Linked DNA regions of Homo sapiens: region 2 is linked to region 1. The links are chromatin contacts, found by Hi-C or POLR2A ChIA-PET in ENCODE. All regions are on one chromosome and are shown on one strand. Each heading gives the region's core, a stretch centred on a gene start or an enhancer-like site at or near the end of the contact. The rest is flanking DNA. Distances are from core to core; before and after follow the strand shown. Region 1 overlaps TMEM184B (transmembrane protein 184B). Region 2 overlaps TPTEP2-CSNK1E (TPTEP2-CSNK1E readthrough).

The links. Hi-C counts contacts between places; a loop is a spot of excess contacts on that map. ChIA-PET counts read pairs that join two places held with the same protein, here RNA polymerase II (POLR2A). Pooled maps may share reads with other maps.
Region 2: a map of PC-9 shows a loop between it and region 1 (9-fold over the local background). The contact joins two enhancer-like sites. A Hi-C loop is called at or near these places in 3 of 168 maps with a recorded cell type or tissue (PC-9, ascending aorta and ovary) and 4 of 50 pooled maps. POLR2A ChIA-PET finds 5 or more read pairs at or near these places in 8 of 52 experiments (A549, AG04450, GM10248 and 4 more).

Annotation. Positions count from the first base shown.
Region 1 is chr22:38,237,263-38,241,435 of GRCh38, reverse strand. All of the region lies in intron 3 of TMEM184B (transmembrane protein 184B), which reads left to right. Among named protein-coding and RNA genes, the nearest start is that of TMEM184B-AS1, 8.0 kb to the right of the region's middle. Within about 2 kb of position 2,220, at least 19 of the 41 ENCODE cell types and tissues checked have a DNase peak (open chromatin) inside an H3K27ac peak, as active enhancers do; they include PC-9, where a contact is called at or near this core.
Region 2 is chr22:38,296,935-38,301,107 of GRCh38, reverse strand. It overlaps TPTEP2-CSNK1E (TPTEP2-CSNK1E readthrough), which reads left to right. Exons shown (of 15, transcript NM_001289912.2): 9 at 156-384; 10 at 1,043-1,213; 11 at 2,174-2,322. It overlaps CSNK1E (casein kinase 1 epsilon), which reads left to right. Exons shown (of 11, transcript NM_152221.3): 5 at 156-384; 6 at 1,043-1,213; 7 at 2,174-2,322. Among named protein-coding and RNA genes, the nearest start is that of CSNK1E, 18 kb to the left of the region's middle. RefSeq lists enhancers at 1,033-1,706, 1,589-2,789. Within about 2 kb of position 1,692, at least 7 of the 41 ENCODE cell types and tissues checked have a DNase peak (open chromatin) inside an H3K27ac peak, as active enhancers do; they include PC-9, where a contact is called at or near this core.

The sequences.
Region 1 (4,173 bases), core at 971-3,470:
GATTATAGGCATGAGCCACTGCATCCAATGCATTTCCTTTTCTTATGTAACTTTTTGTTTTTGCTCCAGTTACTACTTGCCTTCTTTTAGTTTGCTGAGTTTTCTACATATACCTATCACTAGTTTATTCCTAAATACTTCAGTTGAATTTAAAAAACAAAACAAAACAAACCAACCAACCAGCCCTGCTCTCAGTAAAGCCAGGCCAATCCAGGAATCCCTGAGCTCTGCCATTTTCCCCGTGACGCTTCTCCTGGTGCCTTCTCCCTGTGCTGCAGTCAGGAATGCCTGCTTTCCAGGCTCCCGCTGCTCAGCTGTTGCCCTGGCTCTTTCATTCACCATAAGCCTGGAAACCGCTTCTCCTGTGCTGAGTCACCTGTTCCGTGGAGGCTGTTTCCTCCTTGTTCATGGTTTGCTCTCCCTGCCTGGTTGGAGCACGTCTTCCAGCAGCTTCCTGAGAAAGAGAGTGCATGGGAGGTCTATTTTGTGGAATCTGAAAATATCTTTAGTATATTGTTGTATTTGATTGGTATTCAAGGGAAATACAATCCTAAGTTGGAAATCCTTCTCCCTTTGAATTTTGAAGGCATGTCTTCACTGTCTTAGATTCTGATGTAATTTCTGGAAAGTCTGCTGTATTTGATCCCTAGTGCCTGTATGTGTGTGTGACCTGCTTGTGCTTTTTTTTTTTTTTTTTTTTTTTGCCTTTTTTTCCCCCCCTCTCCTCTTTGCATTTAGGATCTTGTCTTAATCCCCAGTGTCCTGAAATCTCACAGGAGGTGGGATAGTCATTGTGCTCGGCAACCTGGCGGGCCCTTCCAGTGTGGATGCTCCTGCCTTAAGGTTCTGGGAAGTCTTTCTGTATGTTTCTTTGATCATTTCTTCCCCTCCACTTTCTTCCAATCTCCCTTTCTGGAATTCCTGCTAGTAGGACCTCGCGCTTCTGGATTGAGCCTCAGATTTTCTTTATAATTTTCTGGCTCTTTTTTGGTACTGTTTTCCATGAACTTTGTTTTGTTTTGTTTTTTGTTTTTGATTGTTTGTTTTTTTAATCTTACCTTTGAGCTTTTCTGTTGAATGTTTTAGTTCCTTTATCATGTTTTAGAATGTCAGTAGCTCTCTCCATTCTTTTTCTTTATGATGCCTTGTTCTTGGTACGTGAGAGAGTATTGTTTTTTGGTCTCTGGGGATGGTCATTGCAGTTTTCTTCTGTTCCCTACATTGTCTCTATCTCTTGAATTCCTTTCTTCTGTTTGGTCGCTTTGGTCTTTGACCTTCTTGTTAGAAGCGCTCCTCAAATATCAGTATCCTTGGCTATTTTTTATATATAAGAAGGGCTTAAAATACCAGCAACTCAGGAGGCTGAGGCGGGAGGATGGCTTGAGCCCAGGAGTTTGAGGCTGCAGTGAGCTGTGATCGTGCCACTGCACTCCAGCCTGGGCAACTGAGCGAGACCTCGACCTCATCTCTACCCGCCCCAGAAAAAAAAAAAATTGCTGGACCTCCTGATTGGGTGATGGAACATGGGGTGTTTCCTTGGCTGTTTGTATGCAGCATGGGGGGCAGGTACCAAATGAAGCCTTTTTAAATTCTGGGACCTGTTTCTGTAGAGAATAATTTTTCATCTCCTGCCTCAAAACACTGCACAGGCTGAGTGACTGGTACAGCGTGGCAGAGATCTGAGAGGACCTCTCGCCCTTCGTATTCAGGCTTAGTCTTTGGATTTTCTCCAAGTTGTCCCATTACTGCCCTCAGCTGGACCGTGTTCTGAGGATAGAGCTGTCTCAGCCTCTGTTGAAACTTGTAATGCAGTGGCTCCACGTGGAGACTTTTAACCAGCTTCTGCGTCTGCACCCTCACCCACAGCCACCAGAGCTGCCTGGCATGTGCAGTGCTGATTTTTCCTAGGGCTCTGACTCCCACCCCCACCCCCAACCATCCGCCACTCGGTGACCATGGAGCGGTGGGCATGTGGCGTTCAGAGCTTTGTTGATGTCGCTTGGCTGTTGCCACTCCTCTTGTCCTTGAAGGTTTGCTCCCCACCCCACCCTCATTCCTTCTCATTTCAGTGGCGTTAGGAGGGCGAGGAGGGGGATAGTGGAGATAAGTGTGTGTTTAGCCTGTGAACCCTGTGACTAGTGCTTCCTGTTCTCAAAGAGAGGGCTGAGTCTTGGAAGAGGGCTTAGTGCCACGTACCATCTGCGAGGGCTGGAATTCATAGTGCTGGCATGTGTCACCAGAGGGTGTGGAGGGGCAGGCAGATGGGGGCAGGGTGGGAACCACCCCCCATATGCATTCAGTGTTTGATTGTGGGGTTGGGGGTGGGCCATAAAGACAACTCTGAGACAGTGCTGGGGAGTTCTGTGATCAGAGGCACAGGGCCTTGGGGTTCAGAGGCAGGAGGCGGTGTCCGTATGTCGCTTTATGCAGTTGCTGTTTGTTAGGAATGTTTGCGTGGCATTTCACAGTTTTCCCACGTGTTTTTCATCACTGTTAGCTCATTCTCACCTCCCAAGTACCTGGCAGAGTATATATATTATCCCCATTTACAAATGTGAAAAAAATTTGAATAGGCTCTGAAACTTGTCCAGAGTGACCCAGATCTTGTAATGGCCAAAGGCCAAACTTGCAGCTGGGTCTCTGAATCCTAGGGCTCTGTGCCAGCATGGTGAAAGAGAGGACAGGACAAGTTTCTCCCCTGGAAAAGTGTGAACTCCTGTTAGGGAAAGAGATTTGAATGCATGACAGCAACAGAGAATGATGCTTCATTCACTGTCCAACCGGGGTGAGCACAGCCGAGGGCCGCAGGTGCAGGGCCACACAAGAGCCAGAGGCCAGTTTGCTGCCAGAAGGACTCCCTGGCTGGCTGTGGCTCTTGCAGATAGAGCCAAGGATTATAAGACCTCGATAGTGGCCAGGCGCGGTGGCTCACGCCTATAATCCCACCACTTTGGGAGGCCAAGGTGGGCGGATTGTGAGGTCAAGAGATCGAGACCATCCTGGCCAACATGGCGAAACCCCATCTCTACTAAAAATACAAAAATTAGCTGGGCGTGGTCGTGCATGCCTGTAGTCCCAGCTACTCAGGAGGCTGAGGCAGGAGAATCGCTTGAACCCAGGAGACGGAGGTTGCAGTGAGCCGAGATCGCACCACTGCACTCCGGCCTGCGACAGCGAGAGACTCTGTCTCAAAAAAAAAAAAAAAAAAGAAGTTGATAGATCCAAGTGCAGAAAGACATTCAGAAGAAGCCAGTAGAAGAGAGGTCAGAAACAGCATTCAGGGCAGAAAGAAGCAGGAATAAGCATGATCAGCAGAGGATAAAAAAGCCGCGAGGGGGCTGGGCGCAGTGGCTCACACCTGTAATCCCAGCACTTTGGGAGGCCGAGGCAGGTGGATCACCTAAGGTCGGGAGTTCGAGACCAGCCTGGCCAACATGGAGAAACCCCATCTCTACTAAAAATACAAAATTAGCCAGGCGTGTGGCGCATGCCTGTACTTCCAGCCACTCGGGAGGCTGAGGCAGGAGAATTGCTTGAACCCAGGAGGCAGAGGTTGCAGTGAGATCGCGCCATTGCCATTGCTCTCCAGCCTGGGCAACAAGAGCGAAACTCCGTCTAAAAAAAAAAAAAAAAAGACAGTAGGGAGGAGAAGAGGAACCATTTGGCACAGCTTAGAGTCTGGGGTCACTTGTACCACGCAGACCCCTGCCCCCTTGGTTGCAACACACTGTGCCCATTCTTGTCCAGGATGATCACCCATCACTGAAAAGAGGCATAAGAACGTTCTGAGGCCCCTATTTTCTGAGCAGAGAAGATTTCTGCCCAAAGTGGGCAAAATTAACTTTTCCAGGCTCATCCACCCGTTATCTGAAATACAGAATGCCCCCAGTCTTTCCAAGTAACCAGAGTGTTTCTCTGCAGCAGAAGGCTGGGCCATGAGGCCAGCTTTAGGCGCTGAAGGTGTGCACAGGGGGTGAGCTTAGAATGGCCCAGTGTGCCCAGGGTCATCGGGGTCCCGCACGCAGTGTGTGGCACACAGTAGGCACACAGCGAGTGTGTATTGAAGTTATAGCAAGTTATATGAGTGTGTCTGCCTCCTGACCCTGGGAGCTGCACGCAGAAACGTGAGAGGGCAAGTACTGAGTCTTTTCTCAAAGCCCGGGGGCTCTTGGG
Region 2 (4,173 bases), core at 443-2,942, 60 kb before region 1:
GGAGGCCTTCTCTGGCCTGCCCCTTAGTTATCCTTCATGGTCGAAGGCAGGCCTTTCTCCCTCTGCCTTTCCACCTCTGTGGCCCCAGCCCCTGCCTGGCCCAGAGTGCTAGGCAAGGGCCCCTCTGTTGAACAAATGGCCCCCCTCCTCCCCAGATCAGCCGCATCGAGTATATCCACTCCAAGAACTTCATCCACCGGGACGTCAAGCCCGACAACTTCCTCATGGGGCTGGGGAAGAAGGGCAACCTGGTCTACATCATCGACTTCGGCCTGGCCAAGAAGTACCGGGACGCCCGCACCCACCAGCACATTCCCTACCGGGAAAACAAGAACCTGACCGGCACGGCCCGCTACGCTTCCATCAACACGCACCTGGGCATTGGTGAGGGAGCCAGGCCTGGAGCAGTGTGCACCCGGGGCCACTGGCTGGGGCCCAGCTCTCTGGAGCCCTCTCACCCCCTACCCTGATGGAGGCCCCCAGGCTCTTTTCTAGTGAGAAAGTCCCCACCCCGTCTGCCCCCAAGCTCGTGCTTATTCCGTGTCCTTGCACAGTCGGGTCTTCCCCTTCGTAAGCCAAGCTGTGTGTGCCGGGCGCCTTCCCTGGCCCTGCTTCCTCCTCCGCCCTGTTGGTGCAGGCTGGAAGATACAGGCTCAGAGGTTTAACATGGGTTGCTTAAGGTCATGCAGCTTAGCTAATGCCAAAGCTGGACTTGACCCCGGCCCTGTCTGATGCTGAAGCTTGTGACCTCTCCACGGGGTGGGCCAGGCAAGGGGGCAGTAGGTGCCCTCTCATAGTCATTGAATGATTAAGTGCCTGAACTGGAAAAACTAGGCCCAAATTAAGTTGAGAAGGCCCTGCCTCAGGCTTCTTCTCTGTAGGAGGAGGATAATAGCAGTGCCTGTTTAAAATGCGTGCAGTGAGCAACATCCGACGTGGGGGCAGGAGGGTCCTGGTGCATTGTGAGGAGCATGACCCAGAGGATGAGTTAGGGGCCTGAGTGGACCCCTGTCCCTCACCTAGTCTTTGACTCTCTGTGCAGAGCAAAGCCGTCGAGATGACCTGGAGAGCCTGGGCTACGTGCTCATGTACTTCAACCTGGGCTCCCTGCCCTGGCAGGGGCTCAAAGCAGCCACCAAGCGCCAGAAGTATGAACGGATCAGCGAGAAGAAGATGTCAACGCCCATCGAGGTCCTCTGCAAAGGCTATCCCTGTGAGTAGCCCAGTGGGAGGGGACATGCCTGGGGGCCCCTGAGGCACTGTCTAAGGGAAAGGTGAGGCCATACAAAGCCCACGCTGGGGCTAGGCGCGGTGGTTCACGCCTGCAGTCCTGGCACTTTGGGAGGCCAAGGCAGGTGGATCATGAGGTCAGGAGGTCGAGACCAGCCTGAGTAACATGGTGAAACCCTGTCTCTACTAAAAATACAAAAATTAGCCCCACCTGTAATCCCAGCTACTCAGGAGGCTGAGGCAGGAGAATTGCTTGAACCTGGGAAGCGGAGGTTGCAGTGAGCCGAGATTGCACCATTGCACTCCAGTCTGGGTGACAGAGCGAGACATCATCTCAAAAACAACAACAACAAAGCCCACACTGGGCTGCCCCACAGCCCTTGGCACCTGAGCAGTAATCCCTGGCTCTTTGCCACTCCTTGGCACAGCCAGAAGGCCCGGTTTCCCTGTCCTGGCTGTTACACCTGTTGCTTCCCGGCCTACATTCCTGCCTCATCTCCCAAGGGCCCTCTCCCCAGTGTTTTTGAGGAGGAATTGGAAGTTTTCCTCTTCTTGCTTAGGTTGTGTTAGAAGGTCCCGTCAGGCTCTTGCAGTCCTTTGAATTTATGGCAACGATTGATCTGTGGGCCCCAGGGTGCTTGGCGAGGGCAGCGGAAGAGCTGTGGGCATGGATGGCTCCTGGATCCGGCTACCTGGCAGAGGCTCCTGGCCACTGTTCGCAGGTCTTCCCTTGCTCTGAAAGCAGCAGAGGCTCTGCTCACGGGCAGGCTAGGCTTTCATCACAGTAGGATAGGGAAGGCCATGGCTCTGTTGCCTCCTTTTCTTGCCTCTCACAGATTGGAAGTATCTAGGGACAGTGGGTGGCTAGGACAGTGCTGGCTGCAGGGGGTCTGGGAGCGTGGGCCTCACAGTGGCCTTCTCTATCCTCTGCAACACCCTCCAGCCGAATTCTCAACATACCTCAACTTCTGCCGCTCCCTGCGGTTTGACGACAAGCCCGACTACTCTTACCTACGTCAGCTCTTCCGCAACCTCTTCCACCGGCAGGGCTTCTCCTATGACTACGTCTTTGACTGGAACATGCTGAAATTCGTGAGTCACCTGGAGGCCAAGGCGGGCTTGGGGGACTGGATGGGGAAGGCCCTGACTCAGAGGGCCAGAGTGAGCTGGTGGCGGGAGGGGCTCCCGACAGACGGGAGGTACGAGCTGGACAGTGTGGTTGACCTCACTGGGGTCCCAGAGCCCTCCAGCCTCATCCGTGCTGACAGCTTGTGCCACCATGGGCAGCAGGGCCCAGGCAGGGCGCTGTCTCCCGTCGGAACAAGGAGGATCTGGCTTCACCTGGGGTCCCTCCTGGGTGCCCGCAGCAGGGCATGGGTGGTGCTGGCGGCGCCCCCTGCTGCCCTGATTGCTGCCTACACCGTCCTGCTGCTCCTGTTCTGCACATCCCAGGTGGCTACCTGCACCATGGCCCCTCGGGCCAGCCTGGACCCAGTCATGGTGCTTGCTTTCTTCTTGGTCATGGGCCCCTGGGTCTGGCTAGGCAGTTGTTCTGTTTCCCTCTTTTAAGAGTCCCAGGGGTGGGGTTGGGTGGGGAGCAGCATTGGCCGGCCGTACCCAGAGCTCTGGAATCTGTGAAATTGTATGTCTTGTTTCACATCTCTTCTGGAAAAGGGGGCTTCCTCGAGCCAGGCTCAGCCCCGTGACAGCCCCATGACAGCGAAGGGACCTTTCTGTCCCCGCCCCTGTCCCTGTGCTGGGCCCACGTACTCACCCACGTACTGGTAAGGATCCTCTGAGGTCTGGCTTTTCCAAAATTTGCCACTTGACCAGTGAGCGCAAGAGGCTGAGCCTCAGCTGTGCTTTTTGTCCCTTTCAGGTGCCCGGCTCCCCTGGGCACCCAGAGCCCCCCAGATAGGCCGGTGGAGGAGGTGGAGGAGCTGTCCCCCCAAAACTACTGGCCTGTGGTCTGGACTCCAGGGCCCCATTTCTGATGTCGCCAGGTGTGCCTGAGCCCATCGGGGCCAGGCCTGAGGAAGTGTTTCTTGGGAGGATGGGATGACCCCCTGTTCCCAAGAGATGGCAGCACAGTGGAGGCCATGGTGGAAAAGGCCCTGCCATGGGGTCCTTGAGGGCCAGGACAGCCTGAGGGAGGGATGGTGGCCACTGCCCACAAGGGGCCTGGTGGGAACGGGTCCCAGGACAGACTCATAGCTAGACCCCGTTGGCGGCCTCTGTGTTGAACCAGAACTCATTAAACACCTCCTCTTGCTTCATCCTGGTGTGCCTCTTTCATGGCAGGGCCCTCAGCCACCCTGCTAGATGGTTAGGACCAAGGCTCTGTTCTCCTGGAAGCCAAGGTCGGCACATTGGTCTTGGGCTTCTCTTCTCTCTGGGTTTCTTGTTCACTAAGGAGTAACACAGAGGTCAGGCAGAGAATGGGGGTCTCGCAGGCTAGGGACCTCAGGGAGAGGCCTCTGTTGCCCTTTTCAGCAAGGCTGGAAATGGGATATGGGCAGGGGACGTCTTCTCTGACTTCACCCTAGACCTTCTGGCTCCAAATGGGGCCCATGGCCTTGAGCACCTGGGACCAGCTCTTTCCACCACAGGGCATTGGGCACTGGGCACTTTCTTATCGAGATAGTCACTCCCACGTCTGGTTCGTGATGGGCTTGGCCCTCCAGCTCAGCACAACTGCAAGAATGGATTTTGTATTCTCTAGACGGACACTGTCCAAGATGGTAGCCATTGGCCACATGCGACACATTTTTAATGAATTAAAATTAATCAAGACTGGAAATGTCGGCCAGGCCTGGTGGCTCATGCCTGTAATCCCAGCACTTTGGGAGGCCATAGAGGGCGGATGACTTGAGGTCAGGAGTTTAAGACCAGCCTGGCCAACATGGTGAAACCCATTTCTACTAAAAACACAAAAATTAGCTG